3 separate regions of the Homo sapiens genome follow, and all the other regions are linked to region 1. Evidence: chromatin loops called from intact Hi-C (ENCODE). Cell type or tissue: IMR-90. All regions are shown on one strand.

The links. Hi-C counts contacts between places; a loop is a spot of excess contacts. Peaks named below come from ENCODE experiments on the same cell type or tissue, not always from the same donor. Only the 100,000 strongest peaks of a DNase experiment are listed, where the experiment ranks them.
Region 2: a loop joins it to region 1, with 2.3 times the contacts of the local background. A loop is called at or near these places in 13 of 110 quality-filtered maps.
Region 3: a loop joins it to region 1, with 4 times the contacts of the local background. A loop is called at or near these places in 22 of 110 quality-filtered maps.

The regions. Positions count from the first base shown.
Region 1 is chr4:128,451,803-128,456,802 of GRCh38, forward strand. All of the region lies in intron 1 of LINC02615 (long intergenic non-protein coding RNA 2615), which reads left to right. Among named protein-coding and RNA genes, the nearest start is that of LINC02615, 26 kb to the left of the region's middle. In IMR-90, a CTCF peak has its summit at 2,634 (motif pointing right); a DNase peak (open chromatin) is centred at 2,699; H3K4me3 peaks cover 448 bases; H3K27ac peaks cover 1,166 bases.
Region 2 is chr4:128,647,645-128,652,644 of GRCh38, forward strand. No RefSeq gene overlaps it. Among named protein-coding and RNA genes, the nearest start is that of LINC03140, 80 kb to the left of the region's middle. RefSeq lists enhancers at 229-967, 4,918-5,000. In IMR-90, no CTCF peak of the experiment used is centred here; a DNase peak (open chromatin) is centred at 2,347.
Region 3 is chr4:128,527,347-128,532,346 of GRCh38, forward strand. No RefSeq gene overlaps it. Among named protein-coding and RNA genes, the nearest start is that of LINC03140, 41 kb to the right of the region's middle. In IMR-90, no CTCF peak of the experiment used is centred here; a DNase peak (open chromatin) is centred at 1,995; H3K27ac peaks cover 1,687 bases.

The DNA of each region.
Region 1 (5,000 bases):
AGTTTTATTCTTGGTAAACTATAGGTGTATACAGCATCCTAGTAGTTCTTCAATGAGTATTTACTGAGAGGAAGAACTGTTCATTATATATGTATATATATATATGTATATAGTAGTGCCTAATTTATTGTGTTATACCAATAGTAGATGGTAGTAGTAATTAGTATTTATATTATTAAATATAAAAATTATATTTTATGTATTATAAGAATATAATAATTCTCATGAGTTGTTAATCTATTTTTATAATTTTAAAATATATAACTGGGAGTACTCTTCTGGTTTTTGAGGGTCTAGGATTCAATAACTTCTGTTTCAGAGATGAATAAATATAGATGAATAGTGGTTATGATATAGACGATGCCCCAGAAACTGAAATGGAGAATTTCATTCCAGTCCTATTTGTAGCCCAAACTCTATGTACAAACTACATGGGAAAAGCTGACATGTAACTTGAGTCAGCTCCACGTTAAACACACATTGAGTACCTGCCATAGGCATTAGCAAGGCTCATCATTGTATTGCTGGTGAGATCATGTACAAAAATAATTTTGCAAATTGAAAAATACACATAAATATAAAAGAATTTTTTAAATTGTTTGTGCTGCTTCCTTAACTCAGGGAAGCCTACAAGGTGCCAAGTTCTGTGGTAAGTGCTTCTTAAAATGTTACTTAATCCTTCTCACAACTGCTCTGAAAAGCAAGGTCAGAGCTCCTGGTTGCTGGTGGTTCAAAAAGGGTTCATTTCTGTCTGCTGAGAGGGCTCTGCGATCTGTGAGTTCGTGGTGGCCAAACATAGGGAGACTTCCAAGTGAAACCCTCGTTGATGACATAGTGAAACTGTGAGTTTATTGAAGTGGGAATACACCCCCTCCTAACTTACCCCACACAGAAACAGATCTGTGCAAACATGCTTGTCCTTTTTAGGATGATACAATAACTTTTGAGATAATGGAAGATACTCTGGAATCTTGGAAGTCAGTGAGAGGAACTACTGGCATAGTAGTTCTTGACTAACAGAAAGGCAGGAGTTCTCACAGACTAGGGTTAGCTGAGAGACAGTGATTTGGCCATCTCCAACCTATGCAATTACTCAGGGGCCAAAGGAAAGACAAGCCCAGTTTAATAAAACCCAACAGCAGGGATGTAGAGAATCAATAAATGTTGGTTGATGTCCACAGGGCAGCTTGGAAGCAACTGGAAGACCTTTTACAGCTGGTTATTTTTGAACAACAATCTAAGATGTATAAAAGCAGAAATAAAAATAACTGAAGAAAGGAGCCCTGACTTGCTGCCTTGAAATCATGAGTGTGCTGTGGTTGATTTGTAGCTTTTTGCAGTATGGTCAAGATGACCCCTGATTCAATACCTCCTTTTCCTACCACCTGCCTCCCCTGGGTGGGGGAGGGGAAAACCGTGCTAAAATATTCTATAGAACCAGTACTCTAAGAAGCAGCCTCTATAGCAACCAAGCAGGTAGGAGGTAGCTGCTGTAGTTTCTATCTTTTACCTTTTTCCTCCAAATATCCAGATTTCTAAGGGGTGAGAAAACACAAACACCAAAAACATCATTGGAATTTTGGATTAAAGACAAGACAGCTATCTGTCTTGTCTCATTTTTGATACACCAGCTGATAATTGGGCTATATCTGAGTCTAAAAATAACACATAGTACATTAAAATAATATTCCTTGGCTACAATTCCAAAGTGGTATTCTGGGATTTCTGTGCATTAATCCTGTAACAATAACAGGATTTGGGCTTTTAACTCCCCTGGTGTAGCTTTGAAAATCTAGCCTAAAGCAGCTAATGTTGCCGTTTAAATCATCCTCTCACTATCCTTAGGGAAATGTGGAGATTAAAAAAATGACAGCCCAACTGCTCAAATGACCTATACCTGGGAGAATAAGAGAAACAACCTATTTCCTCTCAGGAACTGGGCCGATCAATATAAATATTTCAAAAGGACCATCATGCAATAAAGGCCTTGGAATTTGTATCCTACATCAGAGCACCCTAGATATTTCCAACATAGACCTATCAGGTTTTCCACAAGGGAGGGAGACATTGTAACAGTTGAATAACTGGAACTGAACTGGGTTGCACGTGTGTGAGCCTCTGTGTGTGTGTGTGTGTGTGTTTGTGTGTTTAGGAAAGGAAGGGAAAGGAGGCCATTATTATTGTGTATGTTTCTGGTAAACATTCTTTTTTTCCCCTACTGAAACTTGGGCGTATCCCAGAAATTAGGTGCTGTTAATCGTGTCAGCTAAAAAAAAAAAAAAAAAAAAAAAAAAAGCATGTTCTAAAATATGCACACAGTTCTAAATTGAAGCTCTAAATAGCTTTAAATTGAAGTGGCAGGAGTTTTTCAATGATACCATTAATTGCATTTCATTAATTGGGAAAAAGAGCTTTTGTGTAGCTGTGGTTATGATGGGCTGGATTTAATCAGTGTAGGTACCACTAACAGGCTGGCACTGCTTTCGGCCTGCAATGCCTTTGAAATTCTAAAATGGAAAAGGAGGCCAACACACTGAGCAATTATTTCAGAACAGATTGCCCGTTAACATTTCATAATATCACCGAAATACATCCTTTCTGGGACAGAGACTTGCTTTGGCTATGAACATCCAAGAGGTGGCAGCACCCCATGCTCCGTTGGCTTTCTGCATCCCTCCAGATGAGAGCTCACCGCAGAGGTCTCATCATTGCGTCACCTGAAAGCCAGTTAGGAGGGCGGAGGTGGGGGGGAGGTGATGGAGGGAAGAGGTAGCGTTTTGTATTTCAGTTCTTCTGGAAGAGTTCAGGAAACAGCTGCATGGATTGTTTTAAATGGACTTGAAAAGGTTTTTCTTTTCTTTTCCTCCCTGAAATCTACTGCCCTGTGCAGTATCTCTCTATGAAGACCACATGAGTGCACTTACGTGTTCTCTGATTCACTCCCTGAGGGAGGAAGGAAGAGTTTCAATTGCCTGGGATCCCCTGAGACCTCATTTTCAATTCTCTGCACTTGTCTTTTATAAACACAGGAAGGTGGGATGAAGACGGCATTATTGACAATTATTTTTTGAGCATGTATGTGGGCAGGGCACTGACCACATCATCAAGAATGTGACACAGTCGGCTGCTAGGATAATTCTCTTCTTCCCTAACTGTTCCTCCAGGTCCCCCATACACATAGAAATCTCATGCTAAAAATATTTTACACAACAAATAGCTGTTGAGATCGCATCAAACCCTGAACAATAAGGAGCAATATAACCTTACGTGCTAGGTGTCATGTGCCTGATATGAGAAGCATCTGGTGACATGGGTGAAGGAGTGTCAGGGCTGGTCTAGCCTGGCCACTGTCCAACTATCTGTGGAAACTGGCCCTCGTCATGCTAGGAAGTGTGAGGGCAAGAGCTGGAATACACTGAGGCAGCCTTGCTGTTGGGGGTTATTGGCAGCTGTTGGGGGTTAGAGACAGGACTCTCATGGGTAAGTAGTGTGCAAAATGCCACAGGAGGCTGGAGCTGGGCTCAGCAACAGTCTAGGGTCCAGCACAGCTCAGCTGTGGGCCTATCCCCATCCTATCCAGCACAGGGACTTGGCCTCTGTGTACACCACTACGGCTGCTTGGCCTCACCTTCAACTCTGTGTACCTTTTCCTTAACTCATTTCTTCAGCTTAGTCTTGACCTTGACACCCTCATACCCTCTGTCCCATAGCTTTCCTACATGGCACCTGCTCTCTGGGTACATCTTTTTAGCTTCTGGTCCCACTAACAATTCAGAGACTATTTTCCCTGTATTTCCTGGTTAATTTTGAGGGAAGTGTGGAGGGGGAAGGGAAGGAGGAAGGGAAGAGAGACTCATTGGCTGAGTTAATTGCATTCTTCCTGTCTGGACAGAGCTTTGGAGGCCAGGCCATCTCCCAGGGGATGAGTTAGGCTCTGCTTGGCCACCTTTGAGTCACTTTTAGACCTGTGCAGGGCTGTCCCCCAGCCTGGGCTATGGGCATGGTTGTTCCCTTCAGGAGGACCGTGGATGTGGTAGACACCAAATTTGACATATTGTCCCTTTCCCCATACAAAGGAAGGCTCAACGATGCTGGATATCCTGCTGTCAGGGTACTACCCTGGTGAGTTGCTCAGACTCTAGGAAGAGAGAAAGGAACCTCTTTTCTTCTTTACAAGAAAGCAGTCATGAAGCTTGGAGAATACACATAAGAGTGATAATTTACACTCAATCTTCAATGATTCCAGAAACTTGGGGAAAGAGGTACAGATCCTTCATTTGAACCATGATGCCATGTATTTTGCATAGCGCAGCTTGGTTTGGACTAGGCTGAGGGAGGGGAGTGGCTGAGTTAGATACCAGTCTCCTTGTTATAGTCAAGTCTTCCTTAATAAGGTCTCAAGCTTGCATTTTAATCCAAAGACAGATTCTCGAGTGCTACCTCTTGGTGCTACTTCTAGGCGCCATGACATATTCAGCAATGAGCTCCTCACCTGTTGCCCAGTGCATTGGCAGCATCCCTGGTTGATGCAGCCAAGCCATCTGGAGCAGGGCAAGGGGGGCACACGGGGTATGAAAGCCAGATAGCTGCCAGATGCTGCAGTTTCTTGGCTGTGGCCTTGGCCTTCCTCTAGTCCTTTCACTATTATGCTGAGGGCATGTGGCAAAACAAGGCAGGCCCCACGGGCAGCTTATTTGCTTTTGGCTACTTCCAGTTGAGCCACCAAGAACTTGAGGAGCTTTTTCTTCTTCAGCTATTTTTCTTGAGAGCCTGAACATCCCCTCCATCTCTTCCACTTGTAGCGCTTGTAGTCAGCCTCAGCCATAAGCCACTGACAAGAGTGTATTAACTGCAGATGTGAGGATGAAGCAAGGGCAAACTATGGTTAGTTTTCAGAGGTGACTGAGCCCCTTCAACATATAGATAGGGATTTCCATATATGGTGAATTTTGTCACTAAGTGCTTGGCTTTGTGGCATCCTATTTACCAGTATTTGAAGC
Region 2 (5,000 bases), 200 kb after region 1:
AATGTCCAACAATGATAGACTGGATTAAGAAAATGTGGCACATATACACCATGGAATACTATGCAGCCATAAAAAATGATGAGTTCATGTCCTTTGTAGGGACATGGATGAAATTGGAAATCATCATTCTCAGTAAACTATCGCAAGGACAAAAAACCAAACACCGCATATTCTCACTCATAGATGGGAACTGAACAATGAGAACACATGGACACAGGAAGGGGAGCATCACACTCTGGGGTGGGGTTCTGTTGTGGGGTGGGGGAGGGGGGAGGGATAGCATTAGGAGATATACCTAATGCTAAATGACGAGTTAGTGGGTGCAGCGCACCAGCATGGCACATGTATACATATGTAACTAACCGGCACATTGTGCACATGTACCCTAAAACTTAAAGTATAATAATAATAAAAAAAAAGATGACACAACAACAACAACAAAATAATAAAAATAAATAAATAAATTCTTGAAGAGCTGTACTGAAAAAAAAAAAAAAAAAAAAAAAGAAAGCACATTCTGGAGCATCTACCCAGCCCACAACAATCCCTGCAGCTCCCCTTCTCACACAGGGGCGAGCCTTTCAGCTGTGTGTGCTGCTTGAGCCTAGTGCACCCTCCCACTGTTCCAACCCCATCCACTCATGACCACAGTGAACCTATGTTATAAGGGGAAGAATCAAATTGTTGTGAGACTTTGGACTTGGGATTATGAGATTCTGGTTCCCCCTATGTTAGTGTCTTGGAAGATGTACATTCAAGAGCTCTAGGTAGCTAAATTCTGTCAGCTCTGTTGGTTTGGAGGAGAGAAAGCCAAACCTTACAAGGAGAGGAAAAAACCCCAGATGTACAAAGTAAAGCTACAATGACTCCTGATGACCTTTTATTTTTTGATTCCAGCCTCATTATAAGGCTTAGCTGAATTACTAATGTTAAGAATGATGAGACATCACTATAACCTTACAATTAATTCTCTCTCTCAATCTCTCTTGCTTTTTTTTTCTTAAACTGGCTCAGGTGGGTTTCTGTTACCTGGAATGAAAGGAATCTTAATGGGCTGGGCGGGGTGGCTCATGCCTGTAATCCCAGCACTTTGGGAGGCCAAGGTGGGTGGTTCTCTTGAGGTCAGGAGTTTGAGACCAGCCTGGCCAACTAAACGGGATTTAGTAGAAACCCCGTTTCTACTAAAAATACAAAAAATTAGCCAGGCATGGTGGTGTGCGCCTGTAGTCCCAGCTACTCAGAGGCTGAGGCAGCAGAATCGCTTGAACCTGGGAGGTGGAGGTTTTGGTGAACCGAGATCGTGCCACTGCACTCCAGCCTGAGCAACAGAGTGAGACTCCATCTCAAAAAAAAAAAAAAAAAAAAAAAAAAGGAATCCTAACGATAAAGTAGGCACATGCTTTACTTTACCTTGATTCTCACAGCACATCTGTGAGGGATTTTTTATCTCTATTTTACAGATGAAGGAACTGGTATTAAGTAAGTTGTCTTATGTTTCATAAATTTTAGGGAATGGCATTTGAACCTGAGTTTTTTCATCTCAAAACCCTGGACTTTTTCCATTGAGCCCTTATCCCTTTGGAGTTTCTCTGACAGCTGGGTGGATCTTCCCCCATGACTTCACAGAGCCACTGAAGTTGTATACTCACTGAGGTGACAAAGGCTCCAGGTACCACCACCACCCCCTGACTACTGATCCCCCTGGCAAGATGCCAGTTTCTGTCTGTTATGCCTGCTGCTTCACTTTGGGAACACAGACTGTACCTTTTTTCTGAGGCTGGAAGGCTCCACAAGGGAGCAGAGACTTCCCTAAAAGGAACAAAATCAAGTCCAAAAGAATGTACGTCCTTTAGATGTGTTTGCCAACCTCTGCCAGTCAGCAGGGTCCCATGGTACCCAGGCTTGTTACACTGCAAAATCCTCCCCCACCCCTGCCACATAACACTCAGAATACACTTGCCACTGGAAAATATGACCAGGATGGGTTGGTCTGTTCTTTCCAGAAACTAGTGTCCCTTATCTTTCCACTGAAAGTAGGCTCCCAGCTCTGTCATTCAGATTCTCCTGGAGAGGTAAGGATACTGCTGGTGTGGGACCTGTGTCCTGTGTCAGACCAGGGAAGTGCTCCCAGGCTCCCTGACTTGTCCAGGGACTTTGGTCCTTTGGTATTTACATAAGAATCTACTACATGTTAAAGATAAAAACGTATTCCCCCAGGTCTTCCTAGTGCCTTGGGTGATCATTAAAAGACTCATTTTGTGCTTAACATAGAAACATAGATTCTCTTTCCATGGATCTTGGGAGGCTGAGTTTTTGGTGTTGAGATTCCCTGCCCTCTGAGTCAGACCCAGCATAGTTCCACAGAGATGGTAGTTGATTTTTTTTCTTTCCTGTGTGATGATTAAGATGGCCATCTGATGATTGCTGTAACCACAGTAGCCTGACCAAGGTTTATAAAAAGGGAGTAATAATTACAATTTGGGGGCCTTTCTCAACTCCCATCTTCATCTTCAATTTCTTCTACCACCTAACAAACTTTGAAGCTAAGTAGTTACCAGTTCAAGAATTTGGATGAGTTGTTCATGTTCCCACTGATACTGGTTTCCTAAGTATTTGCAAGGAAAGGTAAGGGAAACTGAGACTAACATTAGGTTAATCTCACTTCAATACCTGGCACAGACTAGCCCCTGAATAATCATTTTAAAATAATGAATTACAAAACAGATGATAAAACATTTAATAAAAAAAATCTATGATATGTTATGATACTCAATGTGAGGGGAGAGCAAAAGAAAAGCTCTACTTTACAGAAGAGTAACAGCTAATAAAGAAGCAGGGATGATAGAATTAGAAGAACCACTATCTTGCAATTCCCAGTGTAATATTTTGTTCAGGGAAGGATCATCAGTAAATGGGAAAGCCATTAGGTGAAAAATTGATGGGAACCAAGTTATTCATAATTCTTAAAACATCAACTGTCAGATCACTTGTTAATTGCCAAGGGGAAAAGATACCTTTATTTTATTTTATTTTATTTTATTTTATTTTATTTTATTTTATTTTATTTTATTTTTGAGATGGGGGTCTCACTCTGTTGCCCAGGCTGGAGTGCAGTGGTGTGATCACGGCTTACAGCAGCCTCGACTTCCCCAGGCTCAGGTGATCCTCCCACCTCAGTTTTGGCATTTTCTGTAGAGGTGGGATTGGCCATGTTGCCTAGGCTGGTCTCAAACTCCTGGGCCCAAGCGATCTGCTGCCTTGGCCTCCCATAGTGCTAGGATTATAGGCGTCTACCACCACGCCTGGCCCCACGTTTACAATAGAGAATTACAGGAAATAACATTTTAACCTAGCTGTTACCCAAAATACCACCAATAATGAGACAAAGTGACATGACATGCCCCTGTTATGGTGCGATGTGAAGTACACAAAAATATCACATATTAATATTCTGCCAAAAATATGTGAACTAAATATAATTATGAGGAAAAAACCATACAGTCATAAAATTAAAAATCTTAGGCTTTCTACAAAATAAATGACCTGGGCTTTTCAAAAATAAAAATAAATAAATGTCATGAGGCCAGGCGCGGTGGCTTACGCCTGTAATCCCAGCACTTTGGGAGGCTGAGGCAGGCGGATCACGACATCAGGAGATCCAGACCATCCTGGCTAACACGGTGAAACCCCATCTCTACTAAAAATACAAAAAATTAGCCTGGCATGGTGGTGGGCGCCTGTAGTCCCAGCTACTCGGGAGGCTGAGTAGCTAATGGACCCTAAATGGACTCTAAAATAAAGATATTTTAGAGTCAATTGGGGAAATTTAAACACAGAGTATACATTAGATGATATTAATCAATGTTCAATTTCTCAGATGCAGTAGTGGTTTTGAGGTTACCCAGGAAATTTTCCTTGTTCTTAGAAGATACATTTTTAAGTATTTAATGATGAAGTGTCATGATGTCTGAAATTTATTTTCAAATAGTTCAGCAATAAAATTATACATAGAATATATATATAATGTATATGTGTGTCTAGGCACATGGGTAGAGAGAGTGAGACAGAAAGCAACTGAGGCAATATGTTAACAATTGTTGAATTTAAGTGAAGAATATATACGTATTGTACTATTCTTCCAACTTTTCTGAGGGCTTAAAGTTTTTCAAAATAAAAAATTTGTAGGAGAAAAAAGAATAAAGGATGAAAGAAATGAGGAACAAACTAAACTTCACCTTCTGAATGAATTCAAAAGCCCAAGTAGGTCTTTTCCTGAAATAGGTGAGAAAAATTGGAAAGATAAGCAGAATAAAAAGGCAATAGAATCATAGAATGTCATAAGTTAAAGGGTCTTTAAAGTCCAGTGTGTGGACTAGTTCTGAGAACCGTTTTACAAGAAAAAGCTTTTGGTAAAATAAATAAGGGAAATGCATACTCTGCCTCCCTCTTGGAGCATCGTGGTGAATATTATTAGCACACTAAATTTCTGAATAAAGAAATATGTTTAATTTTGTTTAATGTCACAATTCCTAAACTTATTTGACCATGGAATGCCTTTTTAAAAATATTACTCCTTGAATACACATGTCCATACATACATACCTACAGAGTGGAATAATCGACACTGGAAACTCCAAAAGGTGGGAGGGCAGGAGGGGGGTGAGGGTTGAAAATGTACCTATTGGGTACTACATTCACTATTTGGGTGACAGTTACACTAAAAGCTCAGACTCCGACAGTATGCTATGTGCGCATGTAAGAAATCTGCATTGTACCCTCCAAATATAACAGAGCAAGACTCCGTTTGGAGTCTGGAGTGCAGTGGCGCGATCTCAGCTCACTGCAACCTCCGCCTCCCGGGTTCATGAGATTCTCCTGCCTCAGTCTCCCGAGTAGCTGGGACTACAGGCACCCACTACCACGCCTGGCTAATTTTTGTATTTTTAGTTGAGACGGGGTGGGGTTTTGCCATGTTGGCCAGGTTGGTCTCGAGCTCCTGA
Region 3 (5,000 bases), 76 kb after region 1:
GACAATACTGCCTAATGATGCATTTCTCAGAATATATCCCCATCATTAAGTGACGCATGACTGTATTTCATTATAATTTAGATTTAAATTGAATGGATACATTTTGGTATAGTCATGCAATAGAATACCATTCAGCCAAAGAGAGTGAACAGTCTATAATGACATGCAACAATGTGGATGAATCTCACAATCTGTGAAAAAAGCCAGACACAAAAGAATGCAGACTGCATGAGTCCATTTATAGACAGTACCAAAAAACCCAGGTGAAAGTAATCTATGGCATTAGCAATTAAGATACGGGTTGGCCTTGAGGAGAGTGAGTAGACTGTGCGTGGAGAGAGCAGAGGGGCTTCTGGGATATCAGTGATATTATTCTTGATCTGAGTGCTGGCTTTGCAGATGGGTTTAGTTGTGAAACTCCAGCAAGCTGTCCACTTTATGCTGTGTGCACTTTTCAGTATGTATATTATTCTTTATTTAAATTTTTTTTTAGAGTACAGATTTCTAGGCCTTTACTGTGAGATGTGGTCCTTTGATGGGACCTGGGAGTTTACATGTTTGACAAGCACTCAGGTGATTGGGATGCAGGTGGCCTCAAAGTGCACTTTGAGAAACATTGGTAATTGCATTCAGTGCAGAGATTTTTAAAGCATTCATCAGCTCTTCAAAATAATTTAATCAGCTGCTTTATATACTGCAGCTATTTTTGGTCATTTCAGAGATGGTTTCACTCATCCCACCCCCATCCCACTTTCACCTTCTGAGAGCGAATCAATCCTGGAAAAATGAAAACCCCAAGTGAGCCCCACGTTGGAAAGAGTTGCAGCTTATACTCAGTGAGGAAAGGACAATCAAGTGAGAAAGAAATCCATTGGTGGGGAAAAACCCCATCAAGTGCAGGAATCATAGAAACCCTCTCTGGGAGGAGAACTGACCTTTTCTGATGAAAACTCATTTCATTTATTTAGCCACGGGTGACAGAGTGTATCTGAGTCTGAGGCATTTGGTGGAGGCTCTGTAAAAACTAGGTTAAGGACTGAATCAAAATCTCTTCCAATTACACGAAGGAGGAAGCTAAGAATGCAAATAACTGTAAAGCTATTGCTTGTTGTGACTAAAAGTCCTCCACATAGTAAGGCCTAAATCAGCTTTCATTTTATTGCTATGGGGAAGGACAGAGCTACCCAACACAATTATACAGACAAGTTTTTAAGGGAACAAAAACAGTGAAAAAAAAAATCACTCAATGCTTGTTTAGAGCTTGCTCTATCCGCCCAAGTGCTGAGAAAGTGTTCTCAAAAGTCAAGAGGGAAAGAGTTCTTACTTGATAAAAAACTGTTGGCTTTTAAAGGGTCAGTTATTCTCCTTGAAGACACAGGGGTATGTACCTGATTTACCTATAGGCAGGCTGGTATTAAGTTGATTTCACTGGTATGTCTACCCCAATGATTAAAAAATCTGAAATAATTTTGTACTTGTTGGAAAATAGCCCCAGCCCAGGGCTCCTTGAGAACCCCCCATTCACTGTCCACATTGCTTGGCCCTCCTCTGGGATTCCTCAGAACTCCCGACAGTACAGCAACTAAAGGGTTAATGTCCAGCAATTGAGAGACCTCCAACCCTGTCCAGCCACAAGCTACCTTAGAGGTCATTGCTTTGTGGTGATACCTGTGAAGGGGAGAAATGGCCTTTTTGGGTCAACTGCGGAACCCTATCCATGTTCTTCTCTTACTCAACAGCTTTTCACTACCCTCCCCCCAGAGTGCCCCAATTCTATTTCTCTTGTAATTTTTCATTCTTTGGTAACTTCTCATTCAAGGCAATGAAAGATCACTAATTAAATGTAGATGTTTTGTCATTAGATTAACCTTCTAGTCTGTCACTCCTAAACATCCAAGGGCTTCCAGAGGCTCTCTGATTCATCGGCTCCTTCACTCTCTCATTCAGCAAACATCTCTGGAATGCCTGCTACATGCCATCACTGTGCTTACTGGTAAGACTCCATCCCCCTCAGCTTAAATGAGAGCTCACAGTCTGGTGGGAATAATCAACCTGTAAATAGACAATTCTGGTGCAATCATGGAGCTATTCGAGTATGATGGGAACATAAAGGCTGGCAAAGGTAGATCATGGTGAGTCAGGGAAGACTTCCTGGAAGAAGTGGTTTGAGCTTAGTCTTTTTTCTTTCTTTTTTCCTTTTATAGATTTAGAGAGTACAAGTGCAGTTTTGTTACAGGGATATATTGTGTAGTGGTGAAGTGTGGGCTTTTAGTGTCCCCATCGCCCAAAGAGTGAACAATGTACCCAATAGGTAAATTTTCAGCTCTCACCACCCCCCCTTTTTTCTCCCCTTTTTTGGAGCGCCCATTGTCTGTTATTTCCCTCTCTGTGTTCATGTGTACCCATTGTTTAGCTCTCATAAGTGAGAACATGTGGTATTTGATTTTCTGAGTTATTACACTTAGGATAAGGGCCTCTAGCTCTATCCATGTTGCTGCAAAAGACATGATCTCATTCTTTTTTTGTTGTTTTTCTTTTCTTTTTTTATTTTATTTTTTATTATATTTTAAGTTCTGGGGTACATGTGCAGAACGTGCAGTTTTGTTACATAGGTATACATGTGCCATGGTGGTTTGCTGCACTCATCAACCTGTCACCTACATTAGGTATTTCTCCTAATGTGATCCCTCCCCTAGCCCCCCACCCCCTGACAGGCCCTGGTGTGTGATGTTCCCTCCCTGTGTCCATGTGTTCTTCTTGTTCAACTCCCACTTATGAGTGAGAACATGCAGTGTTTTGTTTTCTGTTCTTGTGATAGTTTACTGAGAATGATTGTTTCCAGTTTCATCCATGTCCCTGCAAAGGACATGAACTCATCCTTTTTTTATGGCTGCATAATATTATTCCATGGTGTGTATATGTGCCACATTTTCTTTATCCAGTCTATCATTGATGGGCATTTGGGTTGGTTGCAAGTCTTTGCTATTGTGAATAGTGCCACAATAAACATATGTGTGCATGTGTTTTTATTGTAGAATGATTTATAATCCTTTGGGTATATACCCAGTAATGGGATTGCTGGGTCAAATGGTATTTCTAGTTCTAGATCCTTGAGGAATCGCCACACTGTCTTCCACAGTGGTTGAACTAGTTTACAGTCCCACCAACAGTGTCAAAGTGTTCCTATTTCTCCACATCCTCTCCAGCCCCTGTTGTTTCCTGACTTTTTAATGATTGCCATTCTAACTGGCATGAGATGGTATCTCATTGTGGTTTTGATTTGCATTTCTCTAATGACCAGTGATGATGAGCATTTTTTCATATGTTTGTTGGCTGCATAAATGTCTTCTTTTGAGAAGTGTCTGTTCATATCCTTTGTCCCCTTTTTCATGGGGTTTTTTTTTCTTGTAAATTTGTTTAAGTTCTTTGTAGATTCTGGATATTAGCCCTTTGTCAGATGGGTAGATTGCAAAAATTTTCTCCCATTTTGTAGGTTGCCTCTTCACTCTGATGATAGTTTCTTTTGCTGTGCAGAAGCTCTTTAGATCTCATTTATCAATTTTGGTTTTTGTTGCCATTGTTTTTGGTGTTTTAGACATGAAGTCTCTGCCCATGCCTATGTCCTGAATGGTATTGCACAGGTTTTCTTCTAGGATTTTTATGGTTTTTGGGTCTTACATTTAAGTCTTTAATCCATCTTGAGTTGATTTTTGTATAAGGTGTAGGAAAGGGATCCAGTTTCAGTTTTCTGCATATGGCTAGCCAGTTTTCCCCACACCATTTATTAAATAGGGAATCTTTTCCCCATTGCTTGTTTGTGTCAAGTTTATCAAAGATCAGATGGTTGTAGATGTGTGGTGTTATTTCCGAGGCCTCTGTTCTGTTCCATTGGTCTATATATCTGTTTTGGTACCGGTACCATGCTGTTTTTGGTTACTGTAGCCTTGCAGTATAGTTTGAAGTCAGATAGCGTGATTCCTCCAGCTTTGTTCTTATTGCTTAGGATTGTCTTGGCTATGCAGGCTCTTTTTTGGTTCCATATGAAGTTTAAAGTAGTTTTTTCTAGTTCTGTGAAGAAAGTTACTGGTAGCTTGATGGGGATAGCATTGAATCTATAAATTATTTTGGGCAGTATGGCCATTTTGACAATATTAATTCTTCCTATCCATGAGGATGGAATGTTTTTCCATTTGTTTGCATCCTCTCTTATTTCCTTGAGCAGTGCTTTGTAGTTCTCCTTGAAGAGGTCCTTCACATCCTTTGTAAGTTGGATTCCTAGGTATTTTATTCTCTTTGTAGCAATTGTGAATGAGAGTTCACTCATGATTTGGCTGTTTGTCTGTTATTGGTGTATAGGAATGCTTGTGATTTTTGCACACTGATTCTGTATCCTGAGACTTTGCTGAAGTTGCTTATCAGCTTAAGGAGATTTTGGGCTGAGACGATGGGGTTTTCTAAATATACAGTCATGTCATCTGCAAACAGAGACAGTCTGACTTCCTCTCTTCCTATTTGAATACGCTTTATTTCTTTCTGTTGCCTGATTGCCCTGGCCAGAACTTCCAATACTATGTTGAGTAGGAGTGGTGAGAGAGGGCATCCTTGTCTTGTGCTGGCTTTCAAAGGGAATGTTTCCAGTTTTTGCCCATTCAGTATGATATTGGCCATGGGTTTGTCATAAATAGCTGTTATTATTTTGAGATATGTTCCATAGATACCTAGTTTATTGAGAGTTTTTAGCATGAAGCGTTGTTGAATTTTGTTGAAGGCCTTTTCTGCATCTATTGAGCTAATCATGTGGTTTTTGTCATTGATTCTGTTTATGTGATGGATTATGTTTATTGATTTGCGTATGCTGAACCAGCCTTGCATCCCAGGTATGAAGCCAACTTGATCATGGTGGATAATCTTTTTGATGTGCTGCTGGATTCAGTTTGCCAGTGTTTTATTGAGGATTTTCGCATCGATGTTCATCAGGGATATTGGCCTGAAATGTTCCT